Linked DNA regions of Mus musculus: all the other regions are linked to region 1. Evidence: chromatin loops called from intact Hi-C (ENCODE). Cell type or tissue: heart. All regions are shown on one strand. Each heading gives the region's core, and the rest is flanking DNA. Links, peaks and the distances in the headings are about the cores only. Region 1 has its middle 16 kb from the start of Gm45938. Region 2 overlaps Zfp366 (zinc finger protein 366). Region 3 has its middle 69 kb from the start of Zfp366.

What was found. A loop is a pair of places that touch in the nucleus more often than their neighbours do. Peaks named below come from ENCODE experiments on the same cell type or tissue, not always from the same donor. Only the 100,000 strongest peaks of a DNase experiment are listed, where the experiment ranks them.
Region 2: it touches region 1 in a loop (2.8-fold over the local background); 4 of 42 quality-filtered maps call a loop at or near these places.
Region 3: a loop joins it to region 1, with 1.9 times the contacts of the local background. A loop is called at or near these places in 2 of 42 quality-filtered maps.

Annotation. Positions count from the first base shown.
Region 1 is chr13:99,123,075-99,130,958 of GRCm38, forward strand. No RefSeq gene overlaps it. Among named protein-coding and RNA genes, the nearest start is that of Gm45938, 16 kb to the left of the region's middle. In heart, for the core only: CTCF peaks have their summits at 3,110 (motif pointing left), 3,313 and 3,617; a DNase peak (open chromatin) is centred at 3,667.
Region 2 is chr13:99,226,695-99,234,578 of GRCm38, forward strand. It overlaps Zfp366 (zinc finger protein 366), which reads left to right. Exons shown (of 5, transcript NM_001004149.1): 2 at 1,625-2,961; 3 at 7,403-7,594. The coding sequence starts at 1,639. Among named protein-coding and RNA genes, the nearest start is that of Zfp366, 46 kb to the left of the region's middle. In heart, for the core only: CTCF peaks have their summits at 4,025 and 4,764; DNase peaks (open chromatin) are centred at 3,627 and 3,997; H3K27ac peaks cover 925 bases.
Region 3 is chr13:99,250,266-99,258,149 of GRCm38, forward strand. No RefSeq gene overlaps it. Among named protein-coding and RNA genes, the nearest start is that of Zfp366, 69 kb to the left of the region's middle. In heart, for the core only: no CTCF peak of the experiment used is centred there; a DNase peak (open chromatin) is centred at 4,666.

The DNA.
Region 1 (7,884 bases), core at 2,125-4,624:
TGATCACTAATTGAGAAAATGCCTTAGAGTTGGATCTCATGGAGGCATTTCCTCAACTGAAGCTCCTTTCTCTGTGATAACCCCAGCTGTGTCAAGTTGACACAGAACTAGCCAGTACAGAAGGGAAGCTGAGATGGCTTTCCAAAGGAACTCACAGTCTAACTTGGGTATTGAGACACATATGTACAGCATATGAGAAAAGACCGAAAACTAACATTAGGGCTTTGAGTGTAATGAGCAAAATTCTTTATATCAGAGTCGAATTTAGAGCCCTCTAAATAATTACACTTATATAATTATGTAATTTTCTTAACTCTTGAGAATTTCTCACATGTATACACCATTTCTCACACGAAATAGGTCATATCCATGCCAGTCTCTTTCTATATTTCCCATGTCCCTCCATACTTACCTCTTCTAACTCCGTTTTCTCCTCTTCCTCCTCTTCCCCACTGGATTCAATTAGTACCATCTATATGTGCATGCATGTGGGACCATCCACTGGGAATAGAAAACCTACCAGCGACCACGCCCTCAAAAAGCCGGTTCTCCTTCCCCAGTAGCTTATCAATTGCTAGTAGCTCCTCAGTAGGGGTAGGGCCTAGAGAACACCGCCTTAATCTGTGACTGAATTCTCTGGCTGACTTGACCTTGTGCAGGGAGCCACATCTGCCTAAGTACGGTGTGAGTACAATCGCCATCTCGGATCCAGAAGACGTTTCACGTCGCTCCTCCCCACCCTCCAGTTCTTATGTTCTTTCTGATGCAGTTCAGATCCAGGACAAGTGGTGGAGGTGCATATTTTACACACCAAAGAGGACCAGAGCTCCAGGTTCTCCCAGCATCCTTCAGTCTCTATGTATACAGGGCATGGCTGGCATACCCTGCCCTCTACCCTGAATTTTACAGCCCAGGGGCTGGGCTTCCCCTCCCCCATAAGCTCCTCCCGGTACAATCCAGGCATTTTGTGCTCTCTCTCTCTCTCCCTCCCTCCCTCCCTCCCTCCCTGTTCCTCAGTACTCCCACTCTCTTCCTCCCCCTCCTTCCTTTCCCTCCTCCCCCTCTCTCTCTGTATTTTCTCTCCCTCTTGTGAGCAAGCCCTTTCTCGATTTCTGTCTGCCCTCCTCCCCAGCCACTCCTCCCACCCCCATCCCCCACCCCTGTCTCCCTCACCCTGGGCCACTTTCCTGGCCTCATTTCTTGGGACCCTGAAGTCACTCCCCATGAAGGGCTCCCCCTTATATTCTCCAATCTGGTTTGAATTGGCTCATTTCACCAGCAGAGAAAAACTTTCACTTTCTCCCTACTCTTCCTCTGTCTCCTGAGCCTTGGAGGAGCAGGGGTAGGGTTAGTTAGCAAAGATGTCTCTCCTAGGGCTGAGCACTCAAGTTCCTTTCTCACCACATTCACCAGCCATGACTCTCTGCATTAGTGGCCGATACTGTTGAGAGCTGCCCTCTCTGTCCATGGTGGATCAAATTTTGAATATTTAAATTTTCTACACATGTGATATTAGGAGACCATTGGAAACAAATTGAGAGAAGCACAGATTAAAGACTTGGGGAATATACCTCACCAAGCAAACTTCAAATAAAACAAAAGGCAGAGATGGCTTTAACTTGAGGAATGGGCTAAAAGAGTCTTTTCTAAGTTTAAGGGAAAGTCGGTGTTTTTCTGGGCAAGAGAAGCTGGAAAGAGGAGGGGGGAAAACAGAAATGGAGCAAAGTGCTGGTGGCTGATGGAGGAGTGTCTAGGAGAGAGTCTCAAGTGTAAAGAAAAGACCTTGAAAAGAAAAGAGCATTTCCACCTTTGAGACATGGTCTGAGGTGGGTGGGTAAAGAGGCACATTGTTAGGTCACACCGAATGATCTTATATGGTCAGGGGGCGGAGAAGTGGAGAAGAGGGAGAGGAGAGAGGAATGTGGAAGGGCTTTTGGCAGGAGTCTGGCAGGGAGTGACCCAAATACCTCTGGATGCTAGGAGCTAGCTGAGTGAGATCGGCTGGGTCCCTAGGAGCATGAGCAGGCCTGGGGACAAGATGTCCTTTGGCATTGCTCAGCAGGCTGGGAGCAGGAGGACAGGAAATGGGTGGAATGTAACAGCTGCACACACAAATGTCCGTAGCTGGAGATCTCAGGAGACTCTGTGCATCTGACTCCCGTCCTCAGTGAATGTTCCAGTTACATGATATCATTTCTTCCCTTTGAAGATCATTATGAACCTTGGGCCAGGAAGAAATGCCATAATTTGTCACTGAAATGTGTGGTGCGTAATGGAGAAAATATGGAAAGGTCTAAAACTTCAACAGTGCCTAACACGAGGCTGGGGAGAGGGCTCGGGCAGTCCAGTGCTTGTCTTGCAAGTTCAAGGACATGAACTCAACTCTCAGAACTCACATAAAAGAACTGGGTGTGGTTGCATGATTTTTAAAATCCCAGCACTGGCGAGAGGAGGAGACGAGCAGATACCTAGGGCTTGCTGGCTAGCCACCCTACCCTACTCAGTGAGCTCCAGGGAGAGACTCTGTCATAAAAAACTGAAGGGTGAACTCAAGAGAGGTGGGCTGGCAGTTAAGAGTAGTTGCTGCTCTTTCTAGAGGACCAGGTTCAGTTATCTGTAAATCACATGGTGGCTTATAACCTTGGTAGTTCCAGTTTCAAAGGATCTGATACTGTTTTGTTTGCCCATGTGGCCACCAAACACATGTGGTGCAGGAACACACTCACTCATATACATAAAATAATTATACTGAAGGGGAAAAAAAATCAAATTTTAGCTGGGCAGTGGTGGTACACGCCTATGATCCCAGTGTTCAGGCAGTAGAGGGAGGCAGATCTCGAGGCTAGCCTGGTCTACAGAGTGAGCTTCAGGACAGCCATGGCTACACAGAGAAACCCTGCCTTGTAAAACAACAAACAAAAAACAAACTTTAATATATTAGAAAGATAAAGTTGGACTCTGCACACACTGGCAACCACATGACTCACAAATACACACATACCAAAGATGAGCAATTAAAAATTTAGTTACTGGGGGCTGGAGAGATGGCTCGGAGGTTAAGAGCACTGACTGTTCTTCCAGAGTTCAATTACCAGTAACCACATGGTGGCCATAACCATCTGTAATGAGATCTGGTGCCCTCTTCTGGTTTGCAGACATACATGCAGGCAGAATACTATCTACAGAACAAATAAACCAATCCCCCCCCCCAAAATTAGTTACTGACTAGCATTGCTTCAGATCATAGTGTGTATAGATGGTATCAATGCCCACTTCATATTCCAGTCTGTGTAACGAAACACTGATCCTCATGTTCTTCTGTAGGTAGATCTTATCACAGACTATCTAGTGTCAATCATTCTCTAAAACAAAATGCTCAAGAAATTGAACTAGAATTAAAATACCTGGGCTCCATTCCAGCTTTGTCACCACCGATGTGCCCCCCAAGTCATCTTACCATTCCTTGGCCTTAACCACTCGTTTGTAAAATAGGAAACTAGATGAAATCTCTCATAGCCCCAATGTTATTACATAGTCCTACAGTTTCCGGCCTTCCTTTAACAAAGATTTTTCTCTGTGAGTGCTGTCCAAGTTGGACACTAGGGGTCACGTTCAGATAACCACTCACAAACACATCTGCCTGTTTCCTCAAGAGAAGGTCCCGAGCAGCTAGAGGATGCGCAACCTGCTTTCTCACTTAAAGGACTTTGAATGCTCTGTGCTGTTTCCCTTTCCGTTCACTGGGCTTGAGGGCGGGGCAGGAAGCCAGGCTTCTCCATCAGCTTTTCCTTTGGGTTAACGTTATTTTCTTCCTTTCTCACTGTGATCCCCAACTAGTTCTTCAGTTGTGAGGCAAATTATCAATCTCAATGATTCATGATTTGCCTCTACCAGTACTTCTTTGCTAGGTAGGCTGGCCCCAAATCAGAACACCTCAAAGACAAGGAACAGACAAACAGCCTCCTTTGTGAAGACTGGCTTCTCACTGAATGGTTAGCAATTCTTGTACTGCGTGGTGCTTCTGAGGCAAGCGGGTTTCTGAGTTCCTTGTAATCTTGTTTTACTGATCTGAGCATTCCTCTGTCAAGCATAGATCCCCATTTGTCCTCTTTCAACAGTTGGTCTTGGGGTAGTCTTACACGCGTTCGCGACCGGCCAGGAAAGACGCAACAAACCAGAATCTTCTGCGGCAAAAGCTTTATTGCTTACATCTTCAGGAGCCAGAGAGCAAGAGCGCAAGAGAGCAAGAGAGCAAGAGTGCAAGAGAGCAAGAGAGCAAGAGCTCTATTGCTTACATCTTTAGGAGCCAGAGAGCTTTATTGCTTACATCTTTAGGAGCCAGAGCGCAAGAGTGCAAGAGAGAGAATGGTGAAACCCCGTCCCTTTTAAGGAGAATTATCCTCCGCCTAGGACGTGTCACTCCCTGATTGGCTGCAGCCCATCGGCCGAGTTGTTGTCACGGGGAAGGCAGAGCACATGGGGTGGAAAACTACCCTTGGCACATTCGCAGATTATTTGTTTACCACTTAGAACACAGGATGTCAGCGCCATCTTGTAACCGCGAATGTGAGGGCGGCTTCCCACAGGGTAGGTGGGCAATTCAAATGAAAATTAAAATGATTCACCATTGTAGGGAAAGGATAATTCAGTAAGCCATTTCCACGTTTAATAGCAATGCTTCGAAGCATCTCTATGGTGCTGCAATCTCGAAGTGTTTTCATGTGTATCATTTCCTTTCATAATCACTATGTGTCCCTTCTCCACCCTCCTCTCATCCTCCTTTGGAATAAAGGCCAAAAGGGACACAGAAAAGACAGAGGGGGATGGTAGGCAGCCTGGGGAGCAGAGTGAAGCTCGTCTTGGCAGTCTGGGTTAGTGTCTTGGCTGCATCCCTCGGCAGTCACATATTGGCATGACACACCCCTATGTTTGGATGTCCTTCTCTGAAAAACTGGCTCTGAATACCTCCTTTTTGGGTTAATGGAAAGATGGTCTTTTTGGAGAACCAGCCAGTCTCCATCTTAAGCTTAAGAGTCATCTTATGTTAAAGACAAAACAGGTTCATTCCATTTAAGATTGAACCTCTATTTTCTCAAGGATTGGGCTAGAACCTTAACTACAGATGTTTCTGTGCTCTGTTCCAGGAATGACAATCACGTGTGTGTTTCATGAGGTTGTTGGCGAACTTGTTGTGGTTGTGTTCTGCTCCTGTAACCCCACCTATTTCCCCTGTCAAATCCCTCATTTGGAATTCCCTTACCCCTGAACTATATAAAAGGCTCATCTGTCTTCCTCACATCTGTGGCTACTCTCTAAAATTCCAACTCAGAGAGAGAGAGCCAGCTGGCCAGTCCCCAGTGTTCCTCTAAAAGAAAACTTGCTTCAATTAGACCATTTGGACGTGGTCTTTCTCATCTCAACTTTTAGGTGTAACAGTTTCTCACATTCCAGTTTGCCAGTCATTCTCTGGGCAGTGTTGCCATCCTGCTCCTCCCTAGAGCCCAGTCCTGATCCTGTCAGCCTGGAGGCTCCAGGTGCTATAAATCACGGGCTTTTCCAGCTCGCCTTTCAGGCGACTCAGTGTCAGCAGCTTACGTCATCACAGACCTCAGCCAGGTGAGGCATGTTTCCACTGTCAATGGGAGATGTTTTCCTGTGCGTATTTTCCTATGCATCACACTCACCCTTTAAAAAGTCCCTCTGGACATTACAGCTCTGGCTATCAGTCTTTCATGTTCTCTCTGTCTCCTGGTTTCTTTGTCTCTGTCTGTCACTGTCTCTTTGTCTGTCTGTCTGTCTGTCTCTCGTGTCCCCACTCCCCCAATAAACCTCTTATTTAGATCTGTTGCAAGGTGTGATCTCTTAGCCTTGGCCCCAACCTGCCAAGGTACCTACCCCTGAGGCTTTATCCTAGCCCTAGGATTCAATCCTTCCTGTTCCTTTTAGTGGGCAGAGCTGAACCCACCCAGTTTTTTCCTGGGTTTTAGATGGAATGGACAATCAGCAGAGAAACCACTTGTGTGCTTTCAGCGAGCCTGAAAGTAAATGCCCTTGGAGAAAGGAGTCCAGCAAAGGAGGGGGCTGATCATCACCCTGGGAAAACGTCCAAGATGGTCAGAAAAGACTAGTGTTGGCTCTGGAGGTCATCCAAGGCAGGTGGGAGGGAGAAGAAAGCAATTACAAGTGGGGAGGGAGGGAGGGACCTGGGAGGGAAATTGGACAGGGTGGAGAGATTGGGGGGGGGGAGGGGAACCTGATCTGGTATTGGGTGAGGAAAAAGACTGAAGCTCTGAGGGCCAGCAGAAAAAAATGGAAACAGGCAACCTCAGGAGGTAGGAGGTTGGGGGGACCCTCCAGAATGTACCAGAGACCTCGGAGGTGAGAGACTCTCAGGACTCAAAGGAGGGACCTTAGATGAAAGGCCCTACAGTGGGGAGAAGGAACTTGTCGAGCCCACCTCCAGCAGAAAGACAGGGCATCAAGTGAGGGAAAAGGATTGCCATCCCACAGTCACACCTCTGACCCATAATTGTTTCTGTATGAAAGAATTACAGGGATGAAAATGGAGAGAAGCCTGAGGAAAAGAAGGTCCAGTGACAGGCCCAAAGTGGGATCCAGTTCCAGGGGAGGTTCCAAGGCCTGACACTATTCCTGAGGCTATGGAGTGATCACAAAAATTATCTATCATGACTGTACTCGGGAAGATCCAACAAGCAGCTGAAAGGGTCAGATGCAGATGGACAGAAGCTGCTGACCCCTGTGGTTGAATTAGGGAAGGCTGAAAGAAGCTGAGGAGGAGGGCAACCCTGTAGGAGGGCCAGCAGTCTCAGTTAACCAGGATCCCCGAGGTCTCTCAAACACTGGACCACCGACCAGGCAGCACACACCAGCTGATATGAGGCCCCCAACACATGTACAGCAGAGGACTGCCCGGTCTGGGTTCAGTCAGAGAAGATGTATTTAACCCTCAAGAAACTTGGGGCCCCAGGGAGTTTAGATGTCTGGTAGGGTGGGGACATTCTCGTGGAGACAGGGGGACAGGGAGGAGGTATGGGATGTGGTATGGGATGTGGAGCAGTTAGAGATTGGACCATGAGGGAGGAGAATAAAATCTGGAGTGAAATAAATAAATGAAGAAGAAGAAGAAGAAGAAGAAGAAGAAGAAGAAGAAGAAGAAGAAGAAGAAGAAGAAGAAGAAGAAGAAGAAGAAGAAGAAGAAGATGATGATGATCCAGGCCTTGTGGCTGAATACTGTAGCCATGTCTTGGAGCTCCCATTTTTCTCTAGGCAGTCCAAACCACTCTCTAAACTCCAGACCATCCGCCTAACTGTCATCTGCGTGTTACTGAGGCATCACAACACAGCACTTTCAAACGGAGACCTGCATTTTCATCTTTCCCCCCACAGACTTATTCCCTAATGTCCTCTCCAGTTTAGTTGATGAAAACTGTCCACATATTGCTCAGGCAAATCACTTTAGAGCCTTGCTCTTTCACACACACACACACATACACACACACCATTTACACACACACCATACAAACACACATACATACCACATACACCACACACACATACATATAACACACACTCTCACACATATACACATATATATACAACACACATAGACACATACATATACACACCACACTCACACATATAAACACACACACGTAAATACCACACACATTCAACCACTACACACACATTCACATATCACACCACACACACATATATGCCACATGCATTACACACTTCTTAAACGCGTTCTCACGACCGGCCAGGAAGAACACAACAAACCAGAATCTTCTGCGGCAAAACTTTATTGCTTACATCTTTAGGAGCCAGGAGCGCAAGCCCCAAGCCCCAAAAACGAAAGCCCCC
Region 2 (7,884 bases), core at 3,223-5,722, 100 kb after region 1:
TTAAGTACCTTCTTAATAAGTAAAAAACCCAACCAAACAAAACAAAAACAAAAAGTCATTGCGTTCTGGCATGCCCATTTGCTACATATTCTCCAATAAAGCTCTCTAGCGTAATCTAGGAATAAGTGCTTATTTTAACTACATTGGAGTAAAACAGAAAACCACTTTGGTTTGGGGTACGCTCTTCAGACAGTGACAGGCACTAACAGCCTCCAAGAATCCCTTTCCGCTTCAACAGCCTCTGCCAAGGCAATCTATCTCTATAGGGCTTCCTAAAGCAACACTAGCCAACAGGAAACTCCAGAGAATCACTACTGCTCTGTCTAATGCCACAGTCTTTCCTGAAGGCCAATCAAGAAAACCTTTGGTCCAAATTACACGCCTACAACTGTTAATCTAGAGATCAGAGCCTGCTTGCCACCTAACAAACATAGGGACACACCAAAGAGCCTCTACTATTCCCTACTTCCTGGGTCTTCTGACAGCAACAGTGCCCAGCTTTTGTTTAATGCCCACCCACATTCTCTGAGACGCAAAGCAAGACATCTATCTCCCCCAACCCTCACTTGCCTGGGGTGCCGAAAGATCCTGCGTTTTGTCAGTAAGAATTTTGTGAGGGAAGCAGGACTTGTATTTGCTGAACAGACAAGCTCTCTTTCTAAATTACTAAGTCCCAAGCCCAAAGAAAGAACAACAAACCAGGGACATAACTCTACTTATTAAATGAAAAATAAATGTTAGTAGGCATTATTTATACTATATTTAATATTTGATTACCAAGCCCATGGGCAAAGGAGTGATGCCAGGCTCCACAGGCTGCCCTTAACTTGCACATTAGTATGAAGGGAGGGACACAACCGTAGGTTTAGCGATTCCTAACCTTGGAAAACGCCCTTCCCGCATCCCACCGCCCTTGAAATTGCTTCTGACTGAGGACTTGGAGTGTGTGAACTGACAGAGTGTCTTGGGAACATGGGAATAGCCGTGTTTTCTCTTCATATCAGCCTCCTCTACTCGATGTACCTCAGCAGCTTATCTTGCTCAAAGTAAGTTCCTATCTGAGCTCAGTGTAAAGGTTTATCTCCTTCACGGTCTTGGAATATCCTTATCTGGTGCAGCACAGATGCAACACAAGCGGTGGAAACTGGTTTCCATATGCAAGAAACTCAGCAACGAGACATTTAAAACATCAGTGAATAGATACAACTCCAACTCGGACTGAGAACTGCTGCAGACTGCGACCCGGTTCTGAGTCCCCCCACTGCGTAGCTGTGCGATGTGAACACATCACTTCATCCCTAGGGGCCTTAGGACCCTCACTTTAAACAGAAGGGAGGAGAGGGAGGAAACACAGGGGACAGATGAGTTTTCAGGTTTCTGCCAGAACAAATCCACTCCCAGCCCCTATGGTACTAAAAGTCTGTGGTTCTGGAGTTTACAATAGGCCCCTCGGATGGCTAGCCACATTAGCAGCTGAGTTTGCAAGAACTCAGGGGGTCAATATAAACAAGTATTACTTTTTATAAGTTAGTATTGATCCCTAACCAAATCCCTTAAATCCAGAAACAAAAGATTGGAAACAAAGCAAAGCAAAACCACACAATAGTTTTCTTTCTCTTTAAAGGGAAACTGCAGAGGATGCAGAAGGCAATGAAGATGGTCAAGGATGAGGACGGGCCCCTCAACGCTGCTGCGAAAAGCATCCCCTCTTTTCCCCACTGTCTACAGCCCGAGGCTTCCCGAGGGAAGGCTCCCCAAAGACACCCCTTCCCGGAAGCCCTCCGGGGCCCCTTTTCGCAGTTTCGGTATGAACCTTCTCCAGGAGACCTTGATGGATTCCCGGAGGTCTTCGAGGGAGGAGGGTCCCGGAAACGGAAGAGCATGCCCACCAAGGTGCCTTACACTCACCCTGCAGAAGAAGCTTCGATTGCTCAGGAGAGCAAGAGCCTGGGCCCTCCGAACCTCACTCTACTTTTCCCGCAGCCACAGCGCCCCAAGTGCGACTCCCAGATGATCGATCTGTGCAATGTGGGCCTGCAGTTCTACCGCACCCTGGAGCACCTGGGGGGCAAACCCGTCAAGCAAGAGCCGGTGAAACCCAGTGCCATGTGGCCCCAGCCCACGCCTCCTGCCTTCCTGCCTGCGCCTTACCCTTACTACCCCAAAGTCCACCCGGGACTCATGTTCCCCTTCTTCGTGCCCTCGTCCTCACCCTTCCCCTTCAGCAGGCACACCTTCCTGCCCAAGCAGCCCCCCGAGCCAGTGTTACCCCGCAAAGTGGAACCCCTGGAGAGCGAGGAGACCAAACAGAAGGTGGAGAGGGTGGACGTGAACGTCCAGATCGACGACAGCTACTACGTGGATGTGGGTGGGGCTCAGAAGCGCTGGCAGTGCCCCACCTGTGAAAAGTCCTACACCTCCAAGTACAACCTGGTGACCCACATCCTGGGCCACAGCGGGATCAAGCCACACGCGTGCTCCCGTTGTGGGAAACTCTTCAAACAGCTCAGCCATCTGCACACCCACATGCTGACACACCAGGGTACACGGCCCCACAAATGCCAGGTGTGCCACAAGGCCTTCACCCAGACCAGCCACCTGAAGCGCCACATGATGCAGCACAGCGAGGTGAAGCCGCACAACTGTCGCGTGTGTAGTCGGGGCTTTGCCTACCCCAGCGAGCTCAAGGCCCACGAGGCCAAACACGCCAGCGGGCGCGAAAACATTTGTGTGGAGTGCGGCCTCGACTTCCCCACCCTGGCTCAGCTGAAGAGGCACCTCACTACGCATAGGGGCCCCATCCAGTACAACTGCTCGGAGTGCGACAAGACCTTCCAGTATCCAAGTCAGCTGCAGAATCACATGATGAAGCATAAGGACATCCGTCCCTATATCTGTTCCGAGTGTGGCATGGAGTTCGTGCAACCCCATCACCTCAAGCAACACTCACTCACCCACAAGGTATGGGAGCCGTGGGGTGGGGGAGGGACAGGGAGACAACCAGGGGTGGGCTGCCACCCCTGGATCACCAGAAAAGGAATAGAACTGGGGACCTATGACCCCTGCTCCTATCTAAAATGCCGAGGAGCTCTGTGACCCTGGCTAATATGCCCGCTTCCCACCTCACATAGCAAACAGTGAGAGACCTGCCAGTATGCAATCAATTCAAGCCCTTTCCTGGAATAGCCTTAGAGCCTGAGGTGGGACTGGAAATGACCAATGCAGACATTTGGAGAGGACAGTAAGGAAGGATGAAGGAAGCAGCTGGCTGCTGTGATATTTCTGTTTAGCCCCCAAGAAGCCCCGAGCTTTGTTTCTAGAAACTTCTTTTAGGGCACTATCAAAAACCAAAACAAAACCAACCAACCAATCAACAACAATAACAACAAAACACATGTCATCAGACCTCAAATCACCGCCATGCCTGGGCTATACCAATGAAACCTTCTTTCTAGAGAATTCTCTAAGAGCTCTTTCCAGCTGCAGCAAGGCCTATTTCTGGCTCGTTGGCTGGCCCTTCTGTGACATTTGCTTCCTTCAGGTGGCTATAAATTGGAGCAGAGTTTAGCTAGTCTCCCGGGGCCTGCTCTTCCCTGTCCTCTTGGGTTCGTTAGTCTGTGAGAAGCAGAAGGAAGCACCCTTCTCTGCTGTTTTTTTTTCTCCCCCCCCCCCCCACTCAGATCTTCAGGGAGCAACACAGATCCAAGGCTGAAGTTCTGCCTCATTTGTAACTAGTGACTTGGAGTTCATCACAGGAATAGGCAAGCCCCTAGCTGGCATCATCGTGAGATCTTTCTCAACTGAGCTTTTACTTAGGTCTGCTTTGACCTGCCAAGAGGGGACTTTTGCCTCTGCTGACCTCTAGTCTTACCCTTGAACTCAGTGGTTTTCTTGGCAAGAAAGACTTCTAGCAAACCAGAGTCTTTAAAACATCCTTTATTTCCAAAGGTCATCAGAGGGCTGGCCAGCTGAGGCCAGCTGCAGCTCTGCTCCGCTGGGGACAAAACACAGTGCTCTCTGGCTCAGCAGCAGAGATGTACTTCCTGCTGGACAAAAGGCATTCATAGACGCATCTGAGGGGAACTGGCTGACAAGTGAGGGGAACCATCGACAGAGGACTTGGATTTAGATTTGGCCCCAAAGGCACCTCTGGCTTAGTTCAGGGGTTCCTGTGTGTATGGGAAAGGAGTTAAAGGTTACTGATTTTAGACCATATGGATTTGGCAAGGTAATAGAAAATGAACTTCAAATGGAAAAAACAACCTGTTGTCCAACATAGGTTTTCTTCACATTGTTAAACAAAGTGTGCTTTTGGTAGACACATGGGCAAACACCGGGTGCTTGCTTCGTGGTGGTTCGTACCTCATTCCTCCTGATTCTCCAGGGTGCTGGGTCTGCTTCTGACTGAAAGTGAAGACACTTCAGTCTCTCAGAACAGCAGCACCAGCACCCAAATCTATTTATTTTATTTTATTTGTTTTATTTATTTATTTTATTTTATTTGTTTATTTGTTTTATTTAGGTAGTTTTTTTTGTTTTTTTTTTTGTTTTTTTTTGTTTTTTTTGTGAATGTTTGCTTGGGCGTGCAAAATGCACGTGTGTGTGCACATAGAGGCCAGAGGTTGACTTCCTGTGTCTGCTGTTACTTTCCACTTAGTTTTTGAGATAGGTTCTCTCACTGAACTAAGTTCATCTACTGGCTAGGAGAGTCTGGCCAGTGAGCCTCTAGCTATTTTCCTAACTCTGCCTCCTAGTGCCAGGATTAAAGACAACCTGCTATGCATGGCTTTTTCTGTGAGCATTGTGAATGCTTGCCTACTGGGCATTTTACCCACTGAGCTAAACTCCCTAGACCCAACATTGAATTCTTTGGGTTTTTGTTTTGTTTTATTGGTTTTTAAGATGAAGTTTTTCTGTGTAGTCCAGGAACTCCCTTTGTAGACCAGGCTGGCCTCAAACTCACAGAGATCCACCTGCCTCTGCTTCTTGAGGGCTGCCATTAAAGGGATGCGCCACCACAGCCCAGCCAACACCAAATTCCTAACCACTGTATTATCAAGACCCCACCCTACCCCACCCCCAGCCCCGCCTCCTGGCTCTAACGGCTCTCACGGGCTCCTTCTTCTGTCTAGTTTCATTGGTACTTTCAGAAAGGCAGTAGTTTCTCTTATATTCAATAGTGTGTCCAGCTCTTCTTCTCTGTCTTCTATGCCAGCCATTTGTGAATCCTAGTTTGGAAACAAAATTCTCTAAAGTATTCCCAAGAGAGTGATAAATACCTTCTCTGTAGTCCCAAGAAAACTGGATCTTACCCAAGCCCAGAGAAAAATCATTCTTTTTTTCTTCTCCTTTGTCCCCTACGCTATATATAGGTTCTGAGAATTGAACCTATGGACTTAGGCATGCAAGCACTGAGCTGTCCTTAGCCCCACAGAACAGCAGGCCAGAAGGAAAAGGCTGCTATAATAAATTTGAAAGCCCGTCAAGAAAATAATTGTTGCTGATTTTATGATTTAAAGTGCACTGAATATGTAAATCATTTACAAAACTCATCTGGGGGGGCATTAAAACCTAGTTTTGAGAGAAAGTTGATTCCAGGGTCTTTTTAATAACATAACCCTGTCCTTATCTGTAAGCATTTAGGATAGAAAGCCTTTGCATCAGAGAGAACCCAAGAAGTCTTAAGACTCTTTTCTTGAAATAGGGCTTTTCCTAGGATGGTCTCAAATTTGCTTTTAAGCAGAGAGTGACCTTGAACTTCTGGTCCTCCTGCTCCCTGGGAGCTGGAATATGGCCATATGCCACTGCACCTGTTAATGTGTGGCTGGGGTTCCAACCCAGGACTTCATACATTCAAGGCAAGTGCTTTACCGACAGTGTTATGTGCCCAGCCCCCACCTCTTCATCTTGAGAAGACAAATCTTCACCAAGAAAGACCCTGGGACTTAACTCTTTAAGGTTTCATAATCAGTAGATGATTAGACAGAGGCATGAACCCACCCCTTAGTGCTTTGAGTTCACCAAACTAAAGACTGCTAACCTCTTACCATGCCCCCAACTTAAATAAGTGAGGGTCTGGCTAACGTTAGAGCTAACTTGGAATCTCTCCTTCCTTAGACAACTTATGGATAGCAGACAGTATGGATCCTTAAGGTGTTAACTTGATAACTTGTTCTAATCCTCATTTTAGTGCCAAGGTTCTTTGAATCTTCCTTCTTAAGTCATTCTTGCCTGGAACGACAGTCTACGCCTGTAGTCCCAGCTACCCAGGAGGCTGGAGCAGGAGGATGACTTCGATCCAGGAATTCAACACTAGACTCAGCAACATAGTGAAGCCCTGTATCAAAATGCCACTAGCGGTCTAGAGAGATGCTAAGTGGTTAAGAGCACTCGTTGCTCTTGCAGAAGACCTGAGAACATTTCCAGCACCCACGTGGTGGTTCACAACCATCTGTAACTCCAGTTCCAGGGGAACTGATTTCCTATTCTGACATCCTCAAGTACTAAGCACGTAGGTAGTACACACACACACACACACACACACACACACACACACACAAGCATTCACATACATACAATCAACAAATCTGAAATTGTTCTTAAGTCACTGTAGATGGAGACATTTTGCACAGGCTTCTTCTGGGAAGTGAAGGTTGCTAAGATCACTAACAGTCTGTGAGTCCCTGGAAAGGCTCTGTGTTGAAGGCCTCAGGACTCAAGCATTCAAACACTGCTCTCTAGACAGCAAGGAAGCCAGACAACCTTCTGTTCTATTTTTCAATTTAGAAGGTTATCCTTGCCAATTTTCCACAACAGAAGCAGCTGAACTACAGGAGGCTCTGGAGTTATGGCCCATGGGTCAACATGGCCTGTGGGAACCCAGAGGACCAACAGGAGAGGGTGATTATCTGGCTATAATTGATTGAAGCAAGGATGCGTGGCTCTTTGGGGATTTTTGAGTCCATTAGTGAGAACTGGCGAAACACTGGCTTCCTTGTGGGAAACGACATTCAGTTTAGATTCTTTCCATCCTCCTGAAAGCCAGATTATAGACTCATTTCACATATCATTTTACAGTGCTCTTACCAAAATCTTCTCTATTAATCTTCTCATCCCATTGCTGTAGAATTAACCCAGCAGCAGTGGGAACAACAGAGGGTTTCTTTTATTCTAGTAGTCGGTTAGTTTATGTTCAAAAGAAAAGAAAACAGTAGATTATGTGATCAACACTTCCAAGGAAATCATAATTTAACGTGACTAAAGCTGTGTCATTTAAGATTTCACTTTGATCTCCACACTTCTTGTGGATGTACGTGTCAAGGAACAACAAACAGCCTGTCACACTCACGACAGCCTGGTTAACACTCAGCCCTCACTGGTTGTGAATCTTGCCTCTGCGCAGGGTGTGAAGGAACACAAATGCGGGATCTGTGGGCGTGAGTTCACCCTGCTGGCCAACATGAAGAGACACGTGCTGATCCACACCAACATCCGTGCCTACCAGTGTCATCTCTGCTACAAGAGCTTCGTGCAGAAGCAGACCCTCAAGGCTCACATGATCGTCCACTCGGATGTGAAGCCTTTCAAATGCAAGGTGGGGAGAAGGAAGGACTGGGAGGGAGTGGTATGCAAATCTCTGACAGGCAAGACCCTGGGAAACCTTCTACTAGATTTCTTCAGTAGTACGACTGAGGCTCAGAGGAGGCCTGTGGCCCAGTCCAAGTCACTCCACCACTCTGACCCTGTTTCTGCCACCCGAGCTCACAGCGGTCCTTCCCTGGTTCCTCTTCATATGACTGTGGCCTAACTGCTTAGTTCAGGGACAGGGAGTGAACAGGCAGTCATGAAAACTCTGAGTGTAGTACACTCTTTATATAATTGCTT
Region 3 (7,884 bases), core at 3,230-5,729, 130 kb after region 1:
TACAAAGTCAATCTTTCCCAAGCCAAAAGGAGCTAATGGGTATATCTGGATGTAAGTAGTTGCTGAAGAAAGCTCAATCACTGTGCATTATGTATTTATTGAGCCCCAAAGACATTCAATAAAATATTAATATTATGCTTTGAATTATGATCTTTCTCTGCTTTGCTGAAACAAAATGTAACCAAGCTAACGTTTAAAATCCTTCAAATATTTGGACATTACACCAAATGTTGCTCTTTCTACAGAATTTGGGCTTGCCAGTTAAAAACTAAAGCTCCAAGTATCTAGCAAGCCAGGTTGTAAATGTTACTTCCTGTTTCCAGGCAGTTTACCTGAAAATGGCATGTAGCCTGTGTTTTGTTAATTTAAATAAATAAAAAAAAAGTTGAAAGAACTGTGTTACTTATTTACCAGTACTTGAAAAATTGGAAAGGAAGCTGCCAAAATACATAGTACTAAGGTTTTTCTTGCTTCAAAGCACAAAGCCTGATGCAAGTTTGTTCTCCAGGAAGCAGATGCTAAGATGACTTGGTAAGTAAGACATTTATTTATGAGTAACACAAGTGAAAAGAAGAGATGAAAGACCTAGCAAGAAGAGAAAGGTTCTAAGACTAAGCCCCAGTTAGTCCTGGTAGACCGAGCTGGGGCAAAGACCTTCTAGCCAGCAGGGTTGGACCAGATTGGTCAGGAACATCTAGGTCTCTCCTACCCCATTACTCCAGCTATTCTCAGCCCGCACTCAGCACCAGAGGTGGGCTGCCCTGATAAGAGCACACCCCAGTACTTGGGACTGACCTTACAGGGTACACATCTGGGGACTGACTGCTAACTGCTTTCTCCAAACAGCTGCATGTCCTTCCTTGGAGGAAAACCAGGGTTGGGGGCATCTTCTCTGTATCTCACTTTATAGAACTCCATGGACCTCCTCTGGTAGGTTCTGGTAGGCTTTTTATCGAGAGGGAATCTTAAAAGAGGAAGGTGAAGCAAATTCCAGCTCCTTTACCTGCAATGTGTCAGGGTTCAAAGTCTAGACCTCGTCTCAGGACACACTCAGTCTTCCTACTGTGTATGTAACACCTTTAAAAGCTTTTGACCCACAAATAAACTGAAGAATAGTACCTGGTCCTCATAGACTATTTCCTCTAAGAAGCACTACAGAGAACATTCGGTCGTGGGTATCATACATGTGATACAGCCAGTGGACCCATCTCTTGATTTTATTTACTGTGTAAAGTCAAGCTCATGGTTTGATGTGATGGTGTGTGAGCAGAACAAATACTCCATAACCGACTTGCAAAATAATATGGGCTAAGTTCTTACATGTAGCAAGAACAACTTAAGGCAGGAATCTGGGTCTGTTCCTGCTGTCTCTTTGGGATAAAGAATGAACCAATCATCAACGATTGGTTGTTCTTCTTAAGCAGTGGGCTCATGTGGGGAGCTTGGCATCACTCTTCACAGATGGTCCATTCAGGAATGGTAGCAACTCCTTAGGCCCTGATCATTACAATTCAGGATGCCAACCCTGCAGGTCCCCCCCCCCCACCTCTGTACCCATGACTGCTTCATGCAATGTGCCTTTTTGTTCCAGCACCATATTAGCTATTGTCAGAGGCTGATGTCTACTGGCAAGGTCATTTGATCTGCTGTGCCACTGAATGTCTCTCCCATGGTAGGTGTTAGGGTGTGAAACAAAGGTTGTCCTACTTTTGTTCATTTCCACACATACATACATCCTCATAGCTGTCCTGGACAGATGGTAATGAATACCATTGCATTGTTAGCAAGAATAGCCTGTAGCTCAGTTCTGGATAGAGTCTTTGTACCCCTCTGGAACTTCATGAACTGGGCCTCCAGTTTCTGCATTTCTCCAAATAGACTTATAGTCCAAAGTCCTACCACAATGGCAAATCTCCGCTGATAATATTGGGAGACTTTTCTATCCCATTCTTACACATTCCTCTACAGATAGCTTCAAAGAACCACATATTCCCAGCAACAGCCCCACTTCATGATAAAAATGTTCTAACTTAGTTACTTTTCTCATCTCTGTTTGTGTTGCTGTGAAGAGACCCCACAACCAAGGCAAGTTTTACAAAAGAAAGCATTTCACTGGGGGCTTGCTTATAGTTTGAGAGGTTTAGTCCATTTTTATCATGGGTGGGGGGGAAGCATGGTAGCATTTAGGCAGTTGCTGAAGCTGTAGCTGAGAGCTACCTCCTGATCCATAGGCACAGAGAGAGACTCTGGGCTTGGCATGGGCTTTTGAAACCTCAGAACCCACCCCCAGCGACATACATCCCCCAACAAATCCATACCTCCTAATCCTTCTAATCCTTTCAAATAGTGCCATTTCCTGGTGACAAAGCATTCAGATACATGAGCATATAGGGCCATTCTTATTAAACCACTGCAGTGACCAAGCATCTTAAGGATAAGAGGGTTTACTTTGGCTTACAGTTCTGTGTCTGCCATGTGATGAAATCATAGATAATCAGTATTAAAGCAGCCACTACTCTTCTGAATAAATGACACTTAACTTGAGAACTGAAGGACAGAAAGGCAGCCATGGGGATAAGCAAGGAAGGGCTTTCCAGGTAGTGTTTACCACATGGGCAAAGGTCCTGCAGTATGAAAAAGCATGATAGAGGGAAGTCATGGCCAGAGGACTGGGATAGTGATACAGTGTGAGGGTGAAATAAAAAGTCAAGGAACAAAGAACATAATATTCACAGTTTTGAAACTTATTTTAGTTATCACATAAGAGATGGTTTGGAAGGTAACCAGAAGGATGCTGGTAGATACTCAAGAGTCAGCTTTAATATCCTGTGTGACTCACTATTAGGACAACATGATAACAAAGAATTTAAAGATGGGTACAACTACACATATCTGTAATCCCAGAACTCATGAGACTAGGGCAAGATGCAGAGAGTTCAGTGGCAGCCTGAGCTACATAAATAGATATCTGATTCTCTCTCTCTCTCTCTCTCTCTCTCTCTCTCTCTCTCTCTCTCTCTCTCTCTCTCTCTGAGATCTTTGACTTATACTCAAGGAAAATTTAATAGCAAAAACCAAAAGTGGGCTGGGATGATGTGTCAGTTGGTAAAACGCCTGTCTTGCAAACATGAAGACTTAAGTTTAATGGTTCAGAGCCCATGCATGGGGCAGGGCTGGGACAGCCATCTGGATGTGGTAGTGCTTGTAATTCCAGAGCAGGAGGGGAGGGGAGGGGAGGGGAGGAGTGGATCCCCTGTGCTCACTGGCCACGGCCAGCCAGATGAGGCAGCTTGGTAAGCTCCAAGCCAGACCAATAGAAAACCCTGTCTCAAAAAAACGAGGTAGCTAGCACCTAATGATGAATAGCCTTCACACATGTGTACATATAAATACACATGTGTGGATGCGCACATACACACACACACTAAAATGCATACTTTTCTCACCCCTTGATGTGAAGTCCATTTCCTGTCATAATGACTAAAGGGATCAGTTAGAGTCTGTGGCTCCCAGCGTGCTCGTGCTCTCTGCTTGGTGGGTGAGCGGCACACTTACTAAGTACTGCATGGTACAGAATTAAGTCTATCTGTTTCTCTATTTTCGTCTAGATTTCAGTTGGTGAAAAGTGAAGCAGGCAAGAATTGTACAGGCACAGGTGGTGGGAAGAGATGTCAGAGCAGAGTTTGAGACTCTAAGACTATGTAATGCTAGGAAGAACTAAGACTATGTAATGCTAGGAAGAACTAAGACTATGTAATGCTAGGAAGAACTAAGACTATGTAATGCTAGGAAGAACTAAGACTATGTAATGCTAGGAAGAGCCCTTTTATCGCTCCGGCTCCCCAAGCTCCCTCTGATCCAGCCAATACAACAAGTACATAAAAACACTTTCATTCTTAAAAGAGAACTCATGGCCCAAATATATTTTTATTTAAAAAAATAGCTCTTAAAAGTCTAGCTATGAAAAAAAATTTGGTCTAGTGCACACCTTACTTAGTGAGATGGGGAATAAACATGTGTTGTTATGTTACAAGGCACAGAGACAATTGTTCCTGGGCACCTTCTTTAGGAAGAAACCCAAAACAAAAACATGTGGAAGGAATTTGTCTCCACCCTTAAGGAACACACAGTTCTGAGCCAGACTGTGGAGACCAGCAGGACATAGCTAAAGATTAATCAAATATTTCTCCAGAGTCTTGCATTGAAGAACTCTCTGCCCTATGGAACCTAGGTGCACTCACAACCTGCTTTGTTGGAATCTCTCTCTCTCTCTCTATCTCTATCTCTCTATCTCTTTCTCCCTCTCCCTCTCTCCCTCTCCCTCTCTCTCCCTCTCTTCCTCTCTCCCTCCCTCCCCCACCAGTTCTCTCTCATATAGACATGCTCCACACCACACACACACATGCATACACTCAACATACACATACATACATATACCACACACCACATGCACACACACCACACATACACACACACACTGCACATATACGCACTCATACATCACATACACAATCACACACATTTCTTTTTCTTTTCTTTTTGTGTGTGTGTTTTCTTTGTTTTACATCAGTGCAGAGCCAAAAGCAACTTCCACACCCAGCACTACAAATCCCCGCTGCAAATGGAGGAAGACAAGCCCCCGTGGTAGCTGGGGTGTGACCCTTATGGGCTCCCTGGGGGCTCAGTATCAGTGGCGCTCACAGCTTCCTCTTCCCTGGATGCAACAATATATTAAGGGGAAGGAGAGGAAAAAAGGAGGCTGGCTCTTTTCATGATTTTCCTTTTTTAATTTTTGTTGAAAGAGGGCTGTGTTCTCTTGATCCTTCAAACAAATGGAGGGGAAGTGGAAGCCCAAAAGTTTCTCTTATGTTCCCTGGAGAGTGGCTGTGTTTGGAGTATGATGTGGGAAAAGTCCTTGTGTGTCTGCTGCATTGTCATGCTCCACCAAAGTGATCTGCACAGGGAAGCATGGGATAAATAGGATGTCTGTGTCAGGGGAGGGGTAGGGCCCATGACCTCAAATCAAAGGTCTCATTTGTCTATCATCTCTAACACCTCCCCACCTCCACCCTCCATCTTCATTCCCTGATGAAAGAAATGCAAGAACATCCTCTTAGCTTGGCTCAAACAACACTTCCAAGCAGAAGTGTTTCCTCTTCACAGTGCCCCTAGGCAAGACAGGTGACAGGGTAAGAGACTGGCTGAATTATCCACCAAATGATAGAGGCACGGTGGGGGAGCGGCTCTGTTCTGAATTTGTAGGTAGAATCCTTCTTAACTGATGCTTGGCCTATGTAGTAAGTCTCTTCACACAGTGGATCTTAATAAATGAGTGGTCTTTATAAGGAAAATAGATGGGTATATTAAGAGGTATATGGAAGAATCACAAAGCTATTGCTTCCAGGTTAGCGATTCATCATATTAAGCTGGCAAACGACTTTGTTTCTTCTTCTAGAAGGTGGTAAGAGTAAAACAATCTCCAACTTTCTGTGGAATGAAGGGACAGATGAGGTAAAAACCAATTAATCATTCTAGACTTGCAGAGACAATCGCTGTGGTACTTATTATGGTGTGCAGATAGCTTACCTTCCAACCTGTAACAAGTCTAGCGGAGAAAACGGCAGCACTTAGAGTGGCAGGTTATTCAAGTCAGAATAATATGTAAAACACTTAGCTGTCACTTTGCAAGATGGTATCCATACAGGAATGAGTCAATTGCCTTTCCTTACACTTTAAAAACTAGAAAATTCTTATGGGAAGAAAAAGCAAAACTGGAGACAAGGTTAGGCAGAACTTTAAAAACTGCTTGTGGCAGTGGCACTTCCCAGAGGATGTTCAATAAACGTTCATCAAGCAATGACGTATGTCTCTGAAGTGACCACAGATGACAGAGTCTAAGCCACTTAGCAGACACCTTAAGCCCCGATCTGAAGACACAGACAATTGCCTAGACTGTCAAGGGCTTGGGTGCCTGGCACTGGTCATCTCCTACGTAGCTGCAGGAACTCTGTACGTTTGGTCTCAGGTCTGTACTCAAATGTTTTGCTTTACTCCGGCCATGAGGTTTTAGAGCCACTGACTCTGATTCTCCCTGGGGTATTTTCAGAAGATGGTAAGATTGGTAATATGAACTTACCCGGAAGTCTCAAAGAGGAACTCACAAAATGCTGCCACTCAAAAATATACATCCTTCCACTATGATAACTTTCTGGGACAGGATCTATCGTAGCTCAGGTGGGTCTCGAACTTTCGAATGCAGCCAAGGATGGCCTTAGACTTCTGATCCTCCTGCCTCTACCCAACGAATGCTGACCTTACAGACATGCTTTACCATGCCCAGTTGATGTGCTGCTAGCATCAAATCCAGGGCTACACAAGCACTCTCCCAACTGAGCAATACATCCTTAGCCCCTCAACATGGTGAATTCAAACTGTGCATAAAAGTTCCAGAATAGAGGCACGAGGAATCTAGAAACACTGGCACTGCTCAAACATCAAATAAGATAGGCAAAAACTTTGCAGATACATCATTCAAAATCTGGCAACTGGCCAGGGGACTTAGGACAATATAAGAGATATTTTTTTTCAACAAAATCTTTAGCAACTCAGTAAGACAGTGGGAGGTTATACGAATGAAGCCGGGCTTCTGCTTCTCATCCTTCATTTTAATATTATAGAAGATGATTCTAGTGAGCCAAGAGGTAGGTTCCATCTCTCAGTTCCACAAGGAAAAACTATGCCATAAACTGGAAGCTAGACATTGGCATCAAAACCTTATCCCCAGGTCCAGATCAACAGGAAGATGCTGAGCTCAATGGCTTCCATCTCACCAGTCTGTTGGGAAAGATAGGTACTCGAAGTGCCAGGCACAATTGGCCCGTCCATTTCCCCTGGCTCTGTGCTATGGAAAATGGGTACCATCAGGAGACAGCTTAGTGACGCAACACTGTGAGTATAATTACGATAACCACAGGTACTGCCATGGATTTGTATTGAGTTACACAGACTGTATTGTTGACCATTTCTAGTGAAAACTTTACTGGCATTAAGTACATTCACACAATATCATATAGCTATCACATCTATTCATTGCCAGGAAAATTGTATCATCCTAAAGATAAACTTTGTAACTCTCTAGTAAACAGGGTTCTCTAAAGGGACAGAGATGAGGGAGGGAGAGGGAAAGGGAGACAGAGAGAAAGTCCAAGAAAAACAGAGAGGGAGAGAGACAGAGACAGAGAGAGAGGAGGGGGAGGGGAAGGAAGAGGGAGAGAAAATCTGAAAAAGATAGTCTGAGAAAGAGGCAGACAGACAGACAGACAGAGACAGAGAGACAGAGAGAGACAGAAAAACAGTCTGAGAAAGACAGACAGTCCAAGAAAGACAGAGACAGAAAGAAAGACAGTTTGAGAAAGACAGAGTGGGGGTGGGTGTTAAATTGCCTTAAATAACAGGAACTAGGTACTCGAACATTAGCTATCTGTACACTGGAGGCTGAGAACCCAGTAGACCCTCAGTCTGGGCCTCGGCAGACCCAACACAATGTTGGTAGGTTGAAAACCCCTTGAAATCACTTATATCAAGTCCATGTTGGAAGGGTCAAGAGGGGTAATGTGATGTCGGTGGAGAATGACAGATAATGACAGTAGTGGTAGACGCCCTTATTCAGAAAAAAGCAGCCAAGGCAGGCATGTGCTGCCTTTCCCCTGGAGCGCCCTCAGAGCTGGGCTGCCCATCAGAAGACGTTGCTCACCTTGAAGATAGGTCTTCTCCCTGAGTTAATCTCTGCAAACACAAGCTCAGAGGTGTGGCTCCTACGTGATTCCAAAAACTGACAAGTTGACAATGAAAAGCAACTTTCACAAGTCTACTCCTTAGAGACCT